Linked DNA regions of Homo sapiens: region 2 is linked to region 1. Evidence: chromatin loops called from intact Hi-C (ENCODE). Cell type or tissue: PC-9. All regions are shown on one strand. Each heading gives the region's core, and the rest is flanking DNA. Links, peaks and the distances in the headings are about the cores only. Region 1 has its middle 25 kb from the start of LINC01995. Region 2 has its middle 35 kb from the start of LINC02031.

The links. Hi-C counts contacts between places; a loop is a spot of excess contacts. Peaks named below come from ENCODE experiments on the same cell type or tissue, not always from the same donor. Only the 100,000 strongest peaks of a DNase experiment are listed, where the experiment ranks them.
Region 2: it touches region 1 in a loop (2.2-fold over the local background); 2 of 110 quality-filtered maps call a loop at or near these places.

The regions. Positions count from the first base shown.
Region 1 is chr3:182,527,508-182,536,500 of GRCh38, forward strand. No RefSeq gene overlaps it. Among named protein-coding and RNA genes, the nearest start is that of LINC01995, 25 kb to the left of the region's middle. In PC-9, for the core only: no CTCF peak of the experiment used is centred there; no DNase peak of the experiment used is centred there.
Region 2 is chr3:182,604,517-182,613,509 of GRCh38, forward strand. It overlaps the pseudogene RPL7L1P8. Among named protein-coding and RNA genes, the nearest start is that of LINC02031, 35 kb to the right of the region's middle. In PC-9, for the core only: no CTCF peak of the experiment used is centred there; a DNase peak (open chromatin) is centred at 5,225; H3K4me3 peaks cover 1,458 bases; H3K27ac peaks cover 2,614 bases.

The DNA of each region.
Region 1 (8,993 bases), core at 535-8,534:
GTGGGGGGTGAGGGTGGATTTAGAGGGTTTTACTTTACTTCTGGAATTATGGCATTTGAGAATGCTGGCCATTTGTCATCTATTAGTCCTCTTTTCTGCTAAGTGTTTATTCCAGAAGATTTTGGTTGAGTTGTACACGGAAATTAATCCGATTAATCCATTTTTCTTTTCTTTTTTCTGGCTGATTGTGTGTGTGTGTGTTTGTGTGTGTGTGTATGTATGAATTAGCGGATAAACAGATATACTTTAAAGTGTTGAGATCTAGATATTCCACCTAGAGTAGGTGTTTGACAATCTATAATCCCAATGTCCTATGGGAGGCCTGCAGGGCCCTGTTAGAAGATCTCTGTCATTCCTCACCAAGGGATCATACTATGGATTTGAGCCAGACATTCCTGAGAGCAAATCCTGGCTGTCCCTCTTAGCAGTGTGTAGCTGGTCAAGTTACTTATTGACCTCACTGAACCTATCTGCTCATCTACACAATGAAAACAATAAATGTTCCTGACCTTGCTGGCTGGGTTGTAAAGATTAGAGATAACACATGTGTTGAACACAACATGGAACCTCTATGATAGGCATTCAATAACTGGCAGGCATCATAAACATTATTGATTTTGTTTCTTCCTTTTCCTCCATTCTTTTCCTTGCTTACATCACCTGACCTCTCCCATTTCCCTTTTTTCCCTTCTTCTTGCTTTCTCATTATCCTGTTCTCTACTCTCTCCTGCCAGTGTCTCAGCTCTGTGAGTGGTGTCCATAGGCATTGCTCACCCACCAACAAAGCTCAGAGACAAAGGTGTTATGGAATCTATTCTATATCACCAGCTAAAGGAGAAACAACCAGAGAGAAAGCCATCCAGGAAATATTGTCTTATGTAGACAACATCCAGTATATTCAATCAATGCAGCATAGCTGAAATTATCCTGTTGCCCAACAATGCAGATTTTTTTTCTGTGGGTAATATCAATCCTCAGAAATTTAGCATTTATTTGTTCATTTATTGATCCATTATAAAATCTGTTAAAGATATACAATGTGCTGAATTCTCTACTAAAGTTAAAGTTGTGAAAGGTGTGTTTCTTATTTATCTTTGAATCAACTCACTGTACTGATAGTTGCTGAATAAATCGCAAGTGAATGGTGACCCAAAGCTTCCAGTTTTGAAGACACTGAAGAGAAAAAAGTGAAATTTTTATTCATGAATGTAGGTCATACATATTATAGTTTCTTTTTCAATAAAATGAATCAGTAACCTCTACATGTTGGTCTCTGAACTGGATGCCAAAATACAAAGATGAAAAGATAAACATGGTCTCTGCTATTCATGCATTCATTCATTCATTCAGTAAATGTTTTCAAATGCCTACTTTGTGCTAGAATTGAACTACGGGCTGCAGATACAACAGCCCTGACAGAGATTGACTTGTACCCTGACCTCATGAACTTTATTTCCTAGTATGAAAACAGTAAAGTAAAACAAATGAACCAAAAGAAAAGAAATAAAAGAATTACAAATTATGAGGAGAGCCATAAATGAGGCAACAATGGACTAAGATGGACAGGACATCTACTATAGATAGCTTAGTAGGAGACGGGATGAATAATCTGATCATTATAATTCAATATTTGCTTCTCTGCCTGAACCTACTGGTTCATCATTCCCTCCTTCACCCTTAAAAAGTTTTGCAGAAGCAATAAAATATTCTAAGCTCAGTAAAGAAGCAAACAGTACGATGTGAACATGACTGAACGAGCAAACAGATCTGTGTGGGGTCTCAACACTAACCCAGAAATACAAGAGAGCAAGTAATACATTTAGAATAAAGGCCAAAGGGACCACAAAAAAAGGGACAGTAATAGGGGCGGAATTGGTGGGGAGCCATCTTCTAGCCCAGGCCTGTGCCAAGTGGCAGCAGCCCTTATTAGATATTGTCATCAAAAGCATCATTGTGGCACCAAGACCTTGGATCTGCATGTGTGATTTCTTTCTTTTTTTTTAGACAGTCTTGCTCTGTCACCCAGGCTGAAGCACAGTGGCACAATCTCGGGTCACTGCAACCTCTGCCTCCCTGGTTCAAGCGATTCTCATGCCTCAGCATCCAGAGTAGTTGGGACTACAGGTGCACACCACCACTCTTAGTTAATTTTTTGTGTTTTTAGTAGAGATGCGGTTTTGCTATGTTGGCCAGGCTGGGTTCGAACTCCTGGCCTCAAGTGATCTGCCCACCTCGACTTCCCAAAGTGCTGGGATTATGAGCATGAGCCACCACGCCAAGCTGATGTGTGATTTCTTAGTAGCATCTCAGTGACCCTGGGGGTGTCTGTAGCCTGATCTCTGAGACTGTCACTTGTCCTGCTGCCAAAGGAGTGCTATTTTGGCATTGGACGGCCTAGGCTCACAGTCCAGCTCTGACACTCATTAGCAGTGAGATCTTGGGCAAGTCGCTTCCCATCTCCAAGTCTGTTTTCTCTTGTGTGCAATGGATCTATTTGTCAGATCAGAACTACAGAAAACAAAATCCTTGCTAACTAATTAAAATAAGAAGAAATGTATTACTGAGTCACTTTCCAAAGCATGAGAAGAGTTGGGTAAATAGGCCTCTGCTGTTTTCTGAGACAACCACTTACCTCTGGCATCTTCCTTACTAGCAAGATAGATGCCTCATGCCGAATCTCTCTCCCTATATTCCACTTTATTACTAACCCAAGTCTTGTGAGAGTACAAGTGGTAAAATTGGAATTGCATCCAACCTCATAGCTGCAAGGGCATGTGGAAAATATCATTGCTACTTGTACAGCCTCTGCAGATGAAGAAGGCACGCCAGAAGGGGTGGGAAAAAGCAAAGCAAGCCTATCCATACAATTTGTCATAAGGGACAACAATGTATCCATTACAGGGTTATTAAAGAATTGGTATTTATGAATATGTTTCCATTTAGTAAACACTGACTTGACCTGATGACATCAGCTAGCACTCCTTGTCCTCTGACACCAGGTGCCAAAGGTACTGAGTCCAGCCTGGGAGCCCGGCTCTGAAACCCCATACATCTACCAATGCCCTGAGGCTGGACCTTGCTTCCTGTCTGATGGACCTTGCTGGCTTACAACCTGGACCCCACCCAGAAAGCCAGAGATTCCTGCCCCAAGCAACTTTATGTCCACGAGGTAGAGTGATGAGTACTCAAAAACCAGAAACCCAGAAAAGGAGTGAAAACGTAGAAGGGGGGTCACTAATTCTGCCAGCAAGTGTTAGGTAAGACATCACATTTCATCATCCTTGATAATACATAATGCAGTCGGTAGAATAGAATATTACTTACCAAGAAAGACCTCAAAAAGTTTCAGTGCTTCAGCAAAAGAAATAATCAGCAAACAGACAACCCACAGAACAGGAGAAAATACTCACAAACTATGCATCCACCAAAGGACTCCTATGCAGAATCTACAAGGAATTCAAACAAATCAGCAAGAAAAAAAAATGATCTCATCAAAAAGTGGGCAAAAGACATGAATAGACAATTCTCAAAAGAAGATATACAAACAGCCAACATACGAAAAAATGCTCAAAATCACTAATTATCAGGGAAATGCAAATCAAAACCACAATGAGATACCACCTTCCTCCTGCAAGAATGGGCCATAATTAAAAAGTCAAAAACAACGGATGTTGGCACAGATGTGGTGAAAAGGGAACACTTTTACACTGCTGGGGGGAATGTAAACTAGTACAATCACCATGGAAGTCAGTATGAAAATTCCTTAAAGAACTAAAAGTAGAACTACCATTCTATCCAGCAATCCCACTACTGGGTATCTATCCAGAGGAAAATAAGTCATTACACAAAAAAGACACATGCACATGCATGTTTATAGCAGCCCAGCTCACAATATCAAAGATATGGAACCAACCTAAGTGCCTATCAACCAACAAGTAGATAAAGAAAATCTGGTATATATAAACCATAGAATACTACCCAGCCATAAAAAGGAATGAAATAATGTCTTTTGCAGCAGCTTGGATGGAACTGGAGGCCATTATCCTAAATGAAGTAACTCAGGAATGGAAAACCAAATAGCATATGTTCTGGTTTATAAATGGGAGCTAAGCTATGAGGGCGCAAAGGCATAAGAATGATACAATGGACTTTGGGGACTCAGGAGTAAGGGTGGGAGGGGTTGAAGGATAAAAGACTACGCATTGGGCTCAGTGAACACTGCTCGGGCGCACCCAAATCTCAGAAATCACCACTAAAGAACTTATCCATGTAACCAAAAACCACCTGTACCCCCAAAAACTATTGAAATAAAAATAGAAATTAATTTTTAAAAAGTTTCACTGGTAAGAGCTACTTGTATGACATATAAACTGTTACATGAGAATCTAGACCCCACATACTAAGCTTGATCAAAAAGGAGGATCTCTCTGGGCTCTTAATCATTTTTTAAATCAAATTTTTAAAATGTAGTTTTTCTTATTATGAAAATAGTATATGCTTATTAAAGAAATTTTTGAAAATACTGAAAAGCAGAAAGAAAATAACAACTACATTTTATCTCATCACCCAGCATTAATGACTGTTAACCTTTTGGAAATATTTCCTTCTGAGCAAATATGAACCAAAAGAAGCTGGTGAACCCACATTAATATCATGTAAAATAGACTTTAAGGTCTAATAGTGCTAAAAGGCACTATTAGAAATAAGAATGGTCACTACATAGTAATAAAAGCTTCAATTCACAAGGAACATATAACAATTTTAAACTCTAAGGTATGTGTTATGGCTTCAAAATGTATAAATACAAACTTGAGCTATCAGTTAACGGAAGGTTATATGTTCATACACTTTAACACACTTCTCTCAGTAATTGATGGATCAAACAATCCAAAAACAGCAAGGGTATAGATTTGAACAACACAAAATAACAAGCCTGATCCAAAGGATATATTTTTAGAACACTGCATCAAACTACTTGTCAAACACACGAGGGCTATTTACCAAAATTAACCATGCATTAGGCTATAAAGCAAGTATAATACATTTCAAAGACTCTCTATACACCACATCCTCAGCCCACAATGTAATAAAGATAACTTTTCAAAAAGAACATAATAACAATCTATTTCATTGGAAATTTTAAAATACATTTTAAATAACTCATGGCAAAATAAGAAAACATAACGGAAATTATATTATTATATAATTTTAAAATAAATTATATATGAAAAATAAACATCAAAACTTGAGGGATGCAGCTAAGGTACTTCTTGGAAGAAAATGTATGTTTTGCATGCCCACAGAAAAGAAAAGAAAGGCTCAAAATTAAATAAGGTAAACATGTATATTGTGAAATTAGAAAATAATTAGGTTTAAACAAAGCCAGAATGTAGTCATTGAAAAGACTAATAAAATTGAGAAGCTTTTTAATAATGTTAATGAAGAGAAAAAAGAGAAAACAAATAAATAAACAATACTAAAAATGATGCGGCCATAACTACTGATGTTATGTAAGTTAAAAATGATAAATTAATAGTGTGATAACTATGCCAATACATTCAAAAACTTAGGTAAAATAGATATATTCCTACAAATACATAACAAAAGTGAATGAAAAATTTTTTTAAATAAAGAAAAAAAGGTATAAAACCTGAATAGGTCTATAACATTACGGTCCATCCCAAAAATGCAAGGTTGGTTTAATGTTAAGAAATATTATATTTCAGACAATGCAAGTATCACAATAAATAAAAGAGGACAAATAATCTCCATAAGTGAAAAATATCATTTGAAGAGATGTAGAAAAAAATTACAGGAAATAAATGCAGCAGTTATTTATGATTTAGGAAAAATAAAAAACAACTCTTAGCAAACTAGAAATAAAAGGACCTTTCTTAACCTAATAGCAGATAACCACAAACACCTACTACAAATGTCATACTTAATGGTGAAATGTTGGAAATATTCCTTGGAAACATGTTCCCATCACTATTACAGCATTTATTTATGAATTACAATGACCTCTTTACATGTTTGTCTCACCTCTCCCAGTTCCCTACACCCTGCCCCCAATGCTTAGTACAGTTCCTGGCACACTGCCAACATGCCATTCATGTTTGGTGAATGGATGGATGAATGAAGAAAGCAGAGTTCTTTAGTGATAATACGCAGGTTAAATAAAGGTTACCCAGTAAATTCTAATTCCCCAGTTGTATCAATTTAGCATTCAAGGGCTCTTTAAATGACATTTGAGAACGGCAAATGTATTTCCTTGTGACACTTAAGACATTCCAGATGACTGTTGTATCTCCCTAACTCTATTGGGTAAACATTATATTCCCAACTTGTTTTCATTTACTTAGCCTTTCTGAAAATCAGTTCTCTTTCTGTAAATGGGAATAATAATAATATGCTTGACTCAGAGTTGTTGTAAGAGTTAAAAGAATGCTTATGAAGCAATTAGCACAGTTCTTATAATCTAATAAGTACGCAACATATGTTGGTTATTGTTGTGTGGTTGCAATTATTAGTGGTAGTTGTGATTCTTAGTAGCATTAAGGCTATTTCAGATTTCCATGGCATCTAATATAGTGCTTGCACATAAAAGCAACTTCTCAAAAAATGCTTGCTAAATGAATGATGGACCTGCAATGCTGAGATATACTGATGGCTTTCAAAACAAACTGCATTGCTTCATTCATTCACTCAACAAAAATAAATTGCAAGCCTGCTGTCAGATACTATACTAAATACTTGGAATACAGAGATGATTAATGATTAAGATGTGATTCCAGCCTCTGAGGAGTTCATAGTATATCTAAGAACTAGATAGCATGAATTTGTTTTAATTTGAAAAATCTACGTTGACAGATTTCTACTTTTATGCCTATCTCTCATAAACAAGATACACTGACCCTTATCAAGACAGAATCAGCATGGAGAAAAAACAAGCTATGTCAGAGCAGAGACCCTCTCAAAATAATTTGAGCCCAGTACTAGAGAGACTTCATCTAGTTGAAGCAGTTAATCTTAAAGAACAGACAGAGAATCAAGGACATGGTACTCGAAGGGAGTCACAAACTGAGGCATGGCTCAGAAGTTATTAGCAAGTGACAGTTCCATCTAGAGGATGGGCTGTGGCCACTAGGGATGTGGGGTCCCAACTGGAAGTCACCGTTAGAATACACATTCCATGCATTAAGGTCCCCTCAATACACGGGAGAATGAATTTGAGAGAAGAGACAATGTAAGGGAAGTGAAAAATTTTGAAGGCTTTACAGAAAGAAGTGACATTTTGGCCTTTATGCAGGAACAGAATTTTGATGAGAAAATGAAGATGTCCCAGGAAGAGGAAGCAACATAAACATAGACATGGAAGTACAAACTTTCAAATAATTTTCAAGAATCATTGAATACTTTCTGGATTCGAGCATAGTTTGTGTTTGTAAGAAAGGAATGGAGTGATGGGAAGGACAGACTGCTCTCTCAGCTTCTTTCTAAGTAGGAAAAAGCCAGATATTACCCTTATTGATTGAAAGAATATATAGAGTCACTAAAACTTTGAAATAGAATAAAAGCAAAAAAAACTACGGAACCTTCAACCCAATACCTCATATACTGAACTCTTCAAAAATCTCTGACAAAACTCCCTTTTTCTGCATGTATTTTTTTAAACTTTTCTTTTAGGTTTGGGGGCACATATGAAGGTTTTTTACAGAGGTAAACACATGTCATGGGGGTTTGTTGTACAGATTATTTCATCACTCAGATATTAAGCTCAGTACTCGATAGTGATCTTTTCTGCTCCTCTCCCTCCTCGCACCCTCCACCCTCAAGTAGACCCCAGTGTCTGCTGTTTCCTTCTTAGTGTTCATAAGTTTTTATCATTTAGCTCCCACTTATAAGTGAGGACATGCGGTATTTGGTTTTCTGCTCCTGCGTTAGTTTGCTAAGGATATAGCCTCCAGCTCCATCCATGTTTCTGCAAAAGACATGAACTCATTCTTTTTTATGGCTGCATAATATTCCATGGTGTATATGTACCACATTTTCTTTATCCAATCTGTCACTGATGAGCATTTAGGTTGATTCCATGACTTTGTTATTGTGAGTAGTGCTGCAATGAACATTCAGGTGCATGTTTCTTTATGATGGAATGATTTATATTCCTCTGGGTATAGACCCAGTAATGGGATTGCTGGGTCAAATGGTAGTTCTGTTTTTAGTTCTCTGAGGAATCATCATACTGCTTTCCACAATGGTTGAACTAATTTACACTCCCACCAACAGTGTATAAGTGTTCCCTTTTCTCTGCAACCTCACCAGCATCCATATTTTTTGACTGTTTAACAATAGCTATTCTAACTGGTGTGAGATGGTATCTCATTGTGGTTTTGATTTGCATTTCTCTAATGATCAGTGATATTGAAGCTTTTTGTCATATGCTTATTGGCCGCATGTATGTCTTCTTTTGAGAAATGTCTGTTCATTTCCTTTGCCCACTTTTTAATAGGGTTGTTTGCTTTTCTTTTATAAATCTGTTTAAGTTCCTTGTAGATGCTGGATATTAGACCTTTGTCAGATGCATAGTTTGCAAATATTTTCTCCCATTCTGTAGGTTGTCGGTTTACTCTGCTGATAGTTTCTTTTGCTGTGCAGAAGCCCTTAAGTTTAATTAGATCCCACTTGTCAATTTTTGCTTTTGTTGCAACTGCTTTTGGTGTCTTTGTCACACAATCTGTGCTCATTCCTATGTCTGACAAAACTCCTACCTTTGCTTGGTAAAACATGAGGTTTTTTTTTTTTAAGTGGGAGGTTCTTTGATAAGATTTTTGAAGGTATTTTAATTCAGTAAAAAATTAGCATCCTGATGATGGTGAGGAAAGCCCAGAATAGACTGAAGTGCTACTGGACTGTGAAGAGAAAGAGGTCCTGAAAGGGAAATATTCAAACTTGAAATTCTGGACCCTGAAATGGCTAAATGTTCAGATACT
Region 2 (8,993 bases), core at 717-8,716, 77 kb after region 1:
CACCTTTAATCCTATAATATTCTAAACACCTTTAAAAAAAGATGGGGGATGTAAGCGATTCATCTTTTTAAAACCAACATCATCTAATGCCTCTAGCATGGTAGACAGCATATGTGACATAAAGAAATTAATATGGGCCGGGCACAGTGGCTCACGCCTGTAATCTCAGCACTTTGGGAGACTGAGGCGGGTGGATCACAAGGTCAGGAGTTTGAGACCACCCTGGCCAAGATGGTGAAACCCTGTCTCTACTAAAAATACAAAAATTAGCCAGGCACTGTGGCTGGCAACTGTAATCCCAGCTACTCGGGAGGCTGAGGCAGGATAATTGCTTGAACCTGGGAGGCAGAGGTTGCAGTGAGCCAAGATAGGGCCACTGCACTCCAGCCTGGGTGACAGAGCAAGACTCTGTCTCAAAAAAAAAAAAAAAGAAAAAGAAAAGAAAAGAAAGAAATTAACATGTATGCCTGTGTATTAACATATGACTGGAGGGTGGGGGTGTCTACATAAAAGAGAAAATGTAACAATGATTAAAGATTCCAGCTCTGGCATCAGACAGATCTCAGTTCAAATCCTGTCTTCCTCTCTCCTTGGCTGTGTGCCTTCTGGAAAGGTAGTTAACCTATTTGTACCTCAGTTTTCTCAGCCATAAAATGGAGATTATAACAATCCATGTAAAAGTTGAATACAGGATAAGCACCTAATAAGTGGGGCTATTTTATTATTACCATATACATTATGTTAAAATGTTATTTCTCTTATTATATTCAACATGATGAAAATATATTTTCAGTAAGTACATACTGACAGAGACTAAAAGGGAACATGTGTTAGGGCAGTAGGATTGTAAGTAAAACATCCTCTTTTGTATTTCCTTCATGAATAATATGGTTTTGTTTATGTAATTTAAAAAATTAAACATCTATTTTCCTTGGTATTCAGCCAACTCCGGGGTGGGGACACCCATATGGACCTACCCTGCTCCATAGAAATGACTTTTTGAATAGATGTTCTGTGTCAGGCCCATTATAAATCCTTTTTCTTATTCTCACAATAATCATGCGAGGTAAATAATATGCCCATTTTATAGATGAGAAAGGTGAGATTCTGAGAGGCTAAATTATTTGTTCAGGGCTCTGCAGTTAGCAAGTGGGAAATATGGGAAATAGATATCAGGCCCGACTCTGAAGCTCAGACTTCCTTCTCCACCCCACACTCCTGTCCGGACTATTTCACAAGTGATTTATAGTGTGAAAAACAAACCAGGAGAACTACACAGATCCTGGCTCCCAGTACCATTCTCTAATAAAATAAAAATAAAAATAAAAACAGGGCTCCTTGGAAAAATGGCTGATTCCAGAACTATAGCAGGAAAAATACAAGATCAGCCTGGACCATCTTGTAGGCCCAAAAAGTAAGGAAGTACTGAAAAAAAAAAAGTTTGAAGAAGACACACACACACACAAACACACACGGATACACTTATGTCTAAGGGGCGTAAGAGCCAACTGAAAGAGCTTCTAGCCAAAGATAGAACAATTTGGGACACAAAGTTAAATAGTGTTGGATTATAGCCCAAAGTATAAAATAAATATCCGTGAGTCAATACTGATATAAATAAATGATTGACTAAAGAAATAAATGAGGAAGAATAGACAAGTTTCCCAAGCAGGAGACTGCCAAATAGCTTGTGTGGATACTCCACCCTCAAGGAGGTGAAATATAACTCCTTAAGTACAGACTGCACATGGTAACTTCCTTCAAAAAGCACAGTATGAAAAGGGGTGGGGAAGAGTAACTTTATAGCAGAGAAACCTGACAAACACTACCTCAGCAGGCAATCAAGGTCAACATCAACAATGATAAGCAATGTTGATAGTAAGTACCCTTGATATGATGTCATGAGAATGGCACTTTACCTCTGTAGTTTCCCTCCCAAAAACTCGTAACCCCAGTCTAATCATGGGGAAATTATGAGGGTTCTCCTAGTGAGACATCCTACGAAATGCCTGATCAGTACTTCTCAAAAACCATCAAGGTCATCAAAAACCAGAGAAATCTGAGAAACTGCCAAAGTCAAGGAAACTAAACTGGACAGGATTCTGGAGCAAAAGGAACATTAGGTGAAACCTAAGGAAATATAAATAAAAACATGAACATGAACATCAGTTAATAATAGTGTATCCATATTAGTTCATTAATTGTGACAAATGTACCATCTTAACATAAAATGTTAGGGGAAACTGGGTGGGGTGTATATGGGAACTCTCTGTACTATCTTCGCAACTTTTCTATACATCTAAAACTATTCTAAAATTAAATTTTTATTTAGAAAAACAAAAACCAGAGCCTGAATGTAAAAACGAGTTTCAACTATGGAATTGGCCCTGGAAGAATCTGGAGTACAGGCCAAAAAAAGAATTTCTCATTTTCTTGGAAAACAAGAAAGTACCACCTGACAAAATGCTTGCCTTCCATCACATTTTAAAGCTGACTTGCCTAACCGAGTGGCTATCTGATGATTCCAAATGAGGAAGCAATTTGCCAAGTCATAAAGCAATCTATTCCATGGTTATCTGATGACATCTATCAAAGTCCCCCCTGTTATCTTTCTCATAGCACACATTACTCACTTTTCTTTTAGAACTTACCTCTTGTGAATAAGTATTTCAACAATTATCTGCTCAATGTCTATCTTCCCCAGTACACTGGAGTTTTAAGAGGAGAGAAACCTCTTTCTGCACTGTATTCCCGGAACTTAGCAGAGTGGTACCTCCTAGGTGCTCAATAACTATTTACTGAATGCTTGAATGCCAGTGCAGTCTAGAGGAGCAATGATCAACACTGCTAACTGTGGTGCAGAAAGAATGACAAGCCTGAGCTTTCTGAAGATTGAGGGGCCACTGGGACAAATATAGCTTCTCTCTCAATCTTTCCATCTCTTAGTTCACCCTCCAATTCACCAAATACAATTATTTCTCTTTTTTTAACTTAAGTTCAGGGGTACATGTGCAGGTTTGTTACATAGGTGATAGTGTGTGTCATGGGTGTTTGTTGTACAGATTATTTCATCACCCAGGTATTAAACCTAGTACCCATTAGTTATTTTTTCTGATCCCCTCCCTCCTCCCACCCTTCACCTTCCAGTAGGCCCCAGTGTGGGTTGCTTCCCTCTATGTGTCCATGTATTCTCATCATTTATAAGTCCCACTTATAAGTAAGAACATGCAGTACTTGGTTTTCTGTTCCTGTGTTAGTTTGCTAAGGATGATGGCCTCCAGCTCCATCTGTATCCCTGCAAAGGACATGATGTTGTTTGTTTCTGGCTGCATAGCATTCCATGGTATATATGTACCACATTATCTAGTCTACCACTGAGGGGCATTTAGGTTGATTCCATGTCTGTGCTATTGTGAATAGTGCTGCAATGAACATACGCATGCATGTATCTTTATAATAGAATGATTTATATTCCTTTGGGTATATACCCAGTAACGGGGTTGCTGGATCAAATGATATTTCTGTCTTTAGGTCTCTGAGGAGTTGCCACACTGTCTTCCACAATGACTGAAATAATTTATACTCCCACCAACAGTGCAAATACAATTATTTCAAAGGCTTTCAAATAAGATCAAGGAGTGAAATTTAACCTGTTTTAATCAAATCTAGACCTAGAAAACACTAAAGTTTCCTAAAATGCAAGCAAATTATAAGATCCACATATTTTCTTTTATATGGCTCATCTATGCCCTCAGAACTGAGTCTAGTCCAGGCATTACAAGGAAAACCTAGACTCCTAAAAACCACAGGAAACATGTGGCCAAAAGCACTGTGGGGAAAAACCAAAAGCATAACACAGATTTCAGTAGGGACACTTGGTATGAAGTCTCCCTGGTATATCAATCTTCATTATTATTTTATTCTATAAGTGCATTCCAGATCACAGCAAGTTAGTAGTTTTGCCATATCTTTCACTGCCTGGCTTTATGTAAGTGCTGCTAAGAATAAAATTAAGCAGTGGGAGAAAAACATCAGTTTGGTGTCTAAATTTAGAAAACTTGATGAATAAATCTATTAAATCCATCATGGGGAGAGAGAAGAGCAAATCATGTCTTATTGGAAAGATAAAATAAATAGAAAATAAAAGGTGATTGTCTTTATAATTTAGAACAACGGATTTCAATGTAAAGCCCCCCCCCCTTTTATTTACAAATATATTGGTTGATTGTGTATTTTCATTCACGTAACCCTCAACTTGAATTTTTAAAAAGACATACTGTGAGGCAAGAAACCATACAGAAAATCATTACTGGAGCCCTGAATTCTGTATTTATTGGGGGAGGACCTTTATGAGATCCTACTTATGTGATATAAATCATCCTCTGAAGATCATGGAAAGCAGGTGCCTAACATTCTGCACTACAGACATCTGGCAGGCTTTTATCCTCACACTCCACCCTCCCGCTCAACATCTGGCAGCCCCTTCATCCCTGCTCCCCACCCCCACCCCCAACTGCCTCCCAACATCTGCCACACACTTCTCTTAACCTCAGAAGCAAATCCAGTCCAAAGCTCAAAGACACAATGTTCCAGGGGTGGTGACCTAGAGTTACACGCTGGGTGGGAGTAAAGCAGGGTTTGTTTTTATTTTTTTCCTAAACTTTAAATGAATACACAATTCACTTGGAAGTATGCTTTAATGTCAAACTGGTTCTCACTGAGAAGCTTGTTTAAAATTGAAATCCATTGTTACTATGAACCTCTTTTTATAAGTTTTAAATCACCTTGGGAATTGGAGGGTACAATCAAAAAAGTATGGGGAGGAGAATAATTTTATGCTGATGACATGCATCTTATGAGCAGAGAGAATTAATTCTGATTGGAGAAAAATGGGCAGAATACTTGTGGCTTGTCTATGAAGTACAAATCATTTAAAGGAGCTGTCTTAAACCTAATCCAAAATGTTTTGAAACCTATTTAAGGAAGTGAGTGCCATTTGAATTCCACATTAGTTTAGAAATTCCTCCTTATGGCACTCACTGGTTTATAGAGCCATCTCACTCATAATCTCCCTGGTTCTGAACAGGAAGACAACTTCTTAGTTAGGGCTCACCCTGAAGTACTTCTCCTCACCTGAGTAAATCACCTGACTTAACGCTTCCTACTAACACATTTGTATTCCGGCTACACTACTCTGACAGTTTGCTGTTAACCATTTCACGGTATTTACCTTAGGGTTACCTGAATGAGTAAACTCCCCAACTATTTCCTCCCACACCCACTCTCAGCCACCCGTACACACATAATTCTCCTTCTCCTCCCTTCTTTAGACCAACCCTATTACTTTCCTTCAAATGAAGAAATGCTCGCTGTTTCTTTTTCCAGAGGAACATGGATAAAACCACATAACCCTGAGTGATCTGGGCACAGGTGACTTCCTGAGATGGTCCTGGCTTCTGATGAAATAAACATTCCAAACTCAAAGCCACTCTGGGCCTTGGATGGCTGCCAAGATGCTGGATGTATCACAGAGACTCCGCAGGCCAGAGCTCTATGAAAGCATTTTATCATTTTATTACACACTTAAATTAGTAATTACTTCTGGGACATTATTTAGATTCTGTTGTAGTGTGCAATTTCTTGTTTAAAAGTTTAAATATGTTTAGTGACTATTCCTTATTTGGAATTCCTTGCACATATGTTTGTCTGGGTTTTTTTCCCTAACAATCCTCTATTTTTGTTCCAAAGAATGCTAGAACAAAGAGATACATCAACATTGTTTTCTCTTTTGATAGTTACCTGGAGTCGGGAAATTTTTATGCTTATTAAAATCACAGGGGATGGTAAACTAAGTTAGGTTGGAAGTTGACTAGAATTGTTCATGGCCTTTGCATGTTGAAGTTATTATTACCAGGATGATGATGACAAAAATAAAGTCTATAGGGAGAGCACAACAGGCTGAACTGATACATGGTTTACCAGAAACAGCATGTCAATGGCAGACAGAGGACTTGCCTTCTAGTCCCAGTCTCCGTTTTGTTAGCTCTGCGATGTTTGGATCTTGGTTTTTTTCATCTAGAATGATTAAGTTTGTCTAAATATATTTTTCTTAACTTTGTATTATGAAAAAATCTAGAGTAGCTGCAACACTAGAAAGATGGCGGAGCAAGAGCAAAGAAAAATCCCTTTGGTTCCAGAAAATCTCCTGAAAAAGAGGAAGGCTTATCAAGCCCTCAAAGCCACCCAGGCAAAGCAGGCACTTTTGGCAAAGAAGGAGCAGAGGAAAGGAAAAGGGCCAGGTTTAAGCAACTGCAATTATTCCTACATGATTCCTGGCAGCAGAAATATGGCAAGGTGAGTCTTTGACGACTAGAAGTGAAACCTCATGACTTGGAATTGCCAGATAAACATTCCTTGGCCTTTGTTGTACTCATCGAAAGGATTGATGGCATGAGTTTACTGGTGCAGAGAACCATTGTAAGACTTTGCCTAAAGAAAATTTTTAGTGGTGTCTCTGTAAAAGTCACCCCTCAGAACCTAAAAATGCTGCATATAATAGAACCTTGTGTGACCTGGGGATTTCCAAATCTGAAGTCTCTCTGGGAACTTCTTTTGAAATGTGGACAAGCCAAGGTCAAGAATAAGACCATCCTTCTGACAGACAACACAGCGATTGAGGAGCATCTGGGGAAGTTTGGTGTCATTTGCTTGGAAGACCTCATTCATGAAATTGCGCTCCCAGGGAAGCATTTCCAGGAGATTTCATGGTTCTTGCACCCTTTCCACCTCTCGGTGGCCTGCCATGCTACCAAAAATAGAGTGGGCATCCTCAAGGAGATGGGCACATCTGGCTATTGGGGTGAACGCATCAATCAGCTCATCCCCCTGCTGAACTAGACCCAGGTGCCAAACTGCAGTCAATTTGTATCAATGAAGTGGAAGCCAGTGATTTTGTTCTTTTGGGAATTTTTATCAAGTATCTTCAGAGACGATTATTTCCTGCTTTATCTTCAAAAACTGGAAAGGAAGGGTCAAAGAAAAGACAGTAGCTATGTTCATGGCAAGCACCTCTCATCACAGTCCAGTTCCGAGGAAAAATTCCAGCGTTTTCCACATTGGCTGCCTCCTCGTCTGAAATCAGCACATTCCATGGAGGAAGGAGTCTTGCTTTGTTGCATCTTCTTTCCTAAGGTTTAATGCTGCTAAATGAGTAACTCTAGCATTTGTACAAGGCTCCCTAAGACTATTGCAGGGGTCGACCAAGCCCAGGGACATAATTAAATCTGGAGATTCTTGGGGCCTTGTTTTGAAAAAGACTTGAAATGCACATAGGAAGAAAGGCACAAAAATAAATGTTCACTTGACTCGGCAAAAAAAAAAAAAAAAAAAAGAAAGAAAGAAAAAATCTATTTATAAAAGTACTGAGAGTAATATAAGTAATCCAGCTTCGGTAATTATCAATATATCTGGCCTCATCTCTATTGCTTTAATTTGCCCCTTGTTTCCTGCTGTCTTTTAAAGCAAACCCTAGAAATCGTAATATTTCATCTGTAAATATTTGAGTATTTCTAAGAGATAAAGACTTTTGCCTTAGCCACATTAATTAATCATTACATCAAAACAAACTAATTGACAAGACCAAAAACAAAAGAACAAAACCACTTAACAATAATTCCTTCAATCCCTTTCAACTCAGACATTTCAAGACCCAAAGCCTACAAGCTAGACCTGAGTCAGTTATAGCCACAGAGTCCTAAGAACTGACGCTTTTTACTCTATTCTATAAATTACTAAGAGTTTTAGCATTTTTACCTGATAGACTTCACTGGTCTCCAATTCTGGACTTCAAACCAAAAAGGAACATGAAAAACATAGAGAGCATTAAGTAAAGAGCCAACCAAAAGGTTTTGGTGTTCAAAAAGAAGGTAGATTCCTTATAAAACTTGAAAGAACTAGAATTATTCTGACTAAAAAGGAGACATGCCAATGGAGTACATTAGAAGCAAAAATCATTCACTCATTCATTCATTCATGTACTTTTTCATTCATTCATTCGTTCAACAAATGCTAATTGAGGGACAATGGTAAGTGACGGGGATGCAATGACACAAAGTGTCACCACAGGAAGTGTGGCAATAAGCTAGTCTCCATCTTCAATTAGGGAAAAAGTAACACCAATGGGGCTAAACATGCAGCGGTGACACTAGCAAAATATTGAAGAGGGTTTTCAAGGGACACTGGGAATCTCCTATCAGAGACAGGAGAACTTCATTTTTGTTTAGGATGGTTTAAATATGCACAGAGCATAGAAAACATTTTAGGGATGCTATAGGATTTTGTAGACCCCAAATTTATCCTTTGTCAAGAAAAGTATAAAATACAGAATAGATGCCGTAATGATTTCTATTACCTGATATTTGCATCTGTCTGGTGTTGGGAGTTACCCTACATGTAAAGACAAAATCACCCTAAAAATTTAGGTTTGCTGGCGGGGCACAGTGGCTCACGCCTGTATTCCCAGCACTTTGGGAGGCCAAGGCAGGTGGATCACGAGGTCAGGAGATCGAGACCATCCTGGCTAACACAGTGAAACCCCGTCTCTACTAAAAATACAAAAAATTAGCCGGGCGTGGTGGCACACGCCTGTAGTCCCAGCAACTTAGGAGGCTGAGGCAGGAGAATCGCTTGAACCTGGGAGGCGGAGGTTGCAGTGAGCCGAGATTGCGCCACTGTACTCTAGGCTGGGCAACAGAGCGAGACTCTGTCTCAAAAAAAAAAAAAAAAAAAAAAAATTATGTTTGCTCCTCTCTGAAATTGAAAATGTAAAATATAACTTAACTTCACCTCTCCAAACAGAAGTCGAAGGTGTGCGAAACACAATTGGAAGATAGAGAGGTCCATTAAAATTTATTTCAGTCTTATTTCCCCTCAACGCTCCTGCTACTAGGATACCAGCCTCTATCATCTGATAACTGTAAGATTTATAAGTTGCT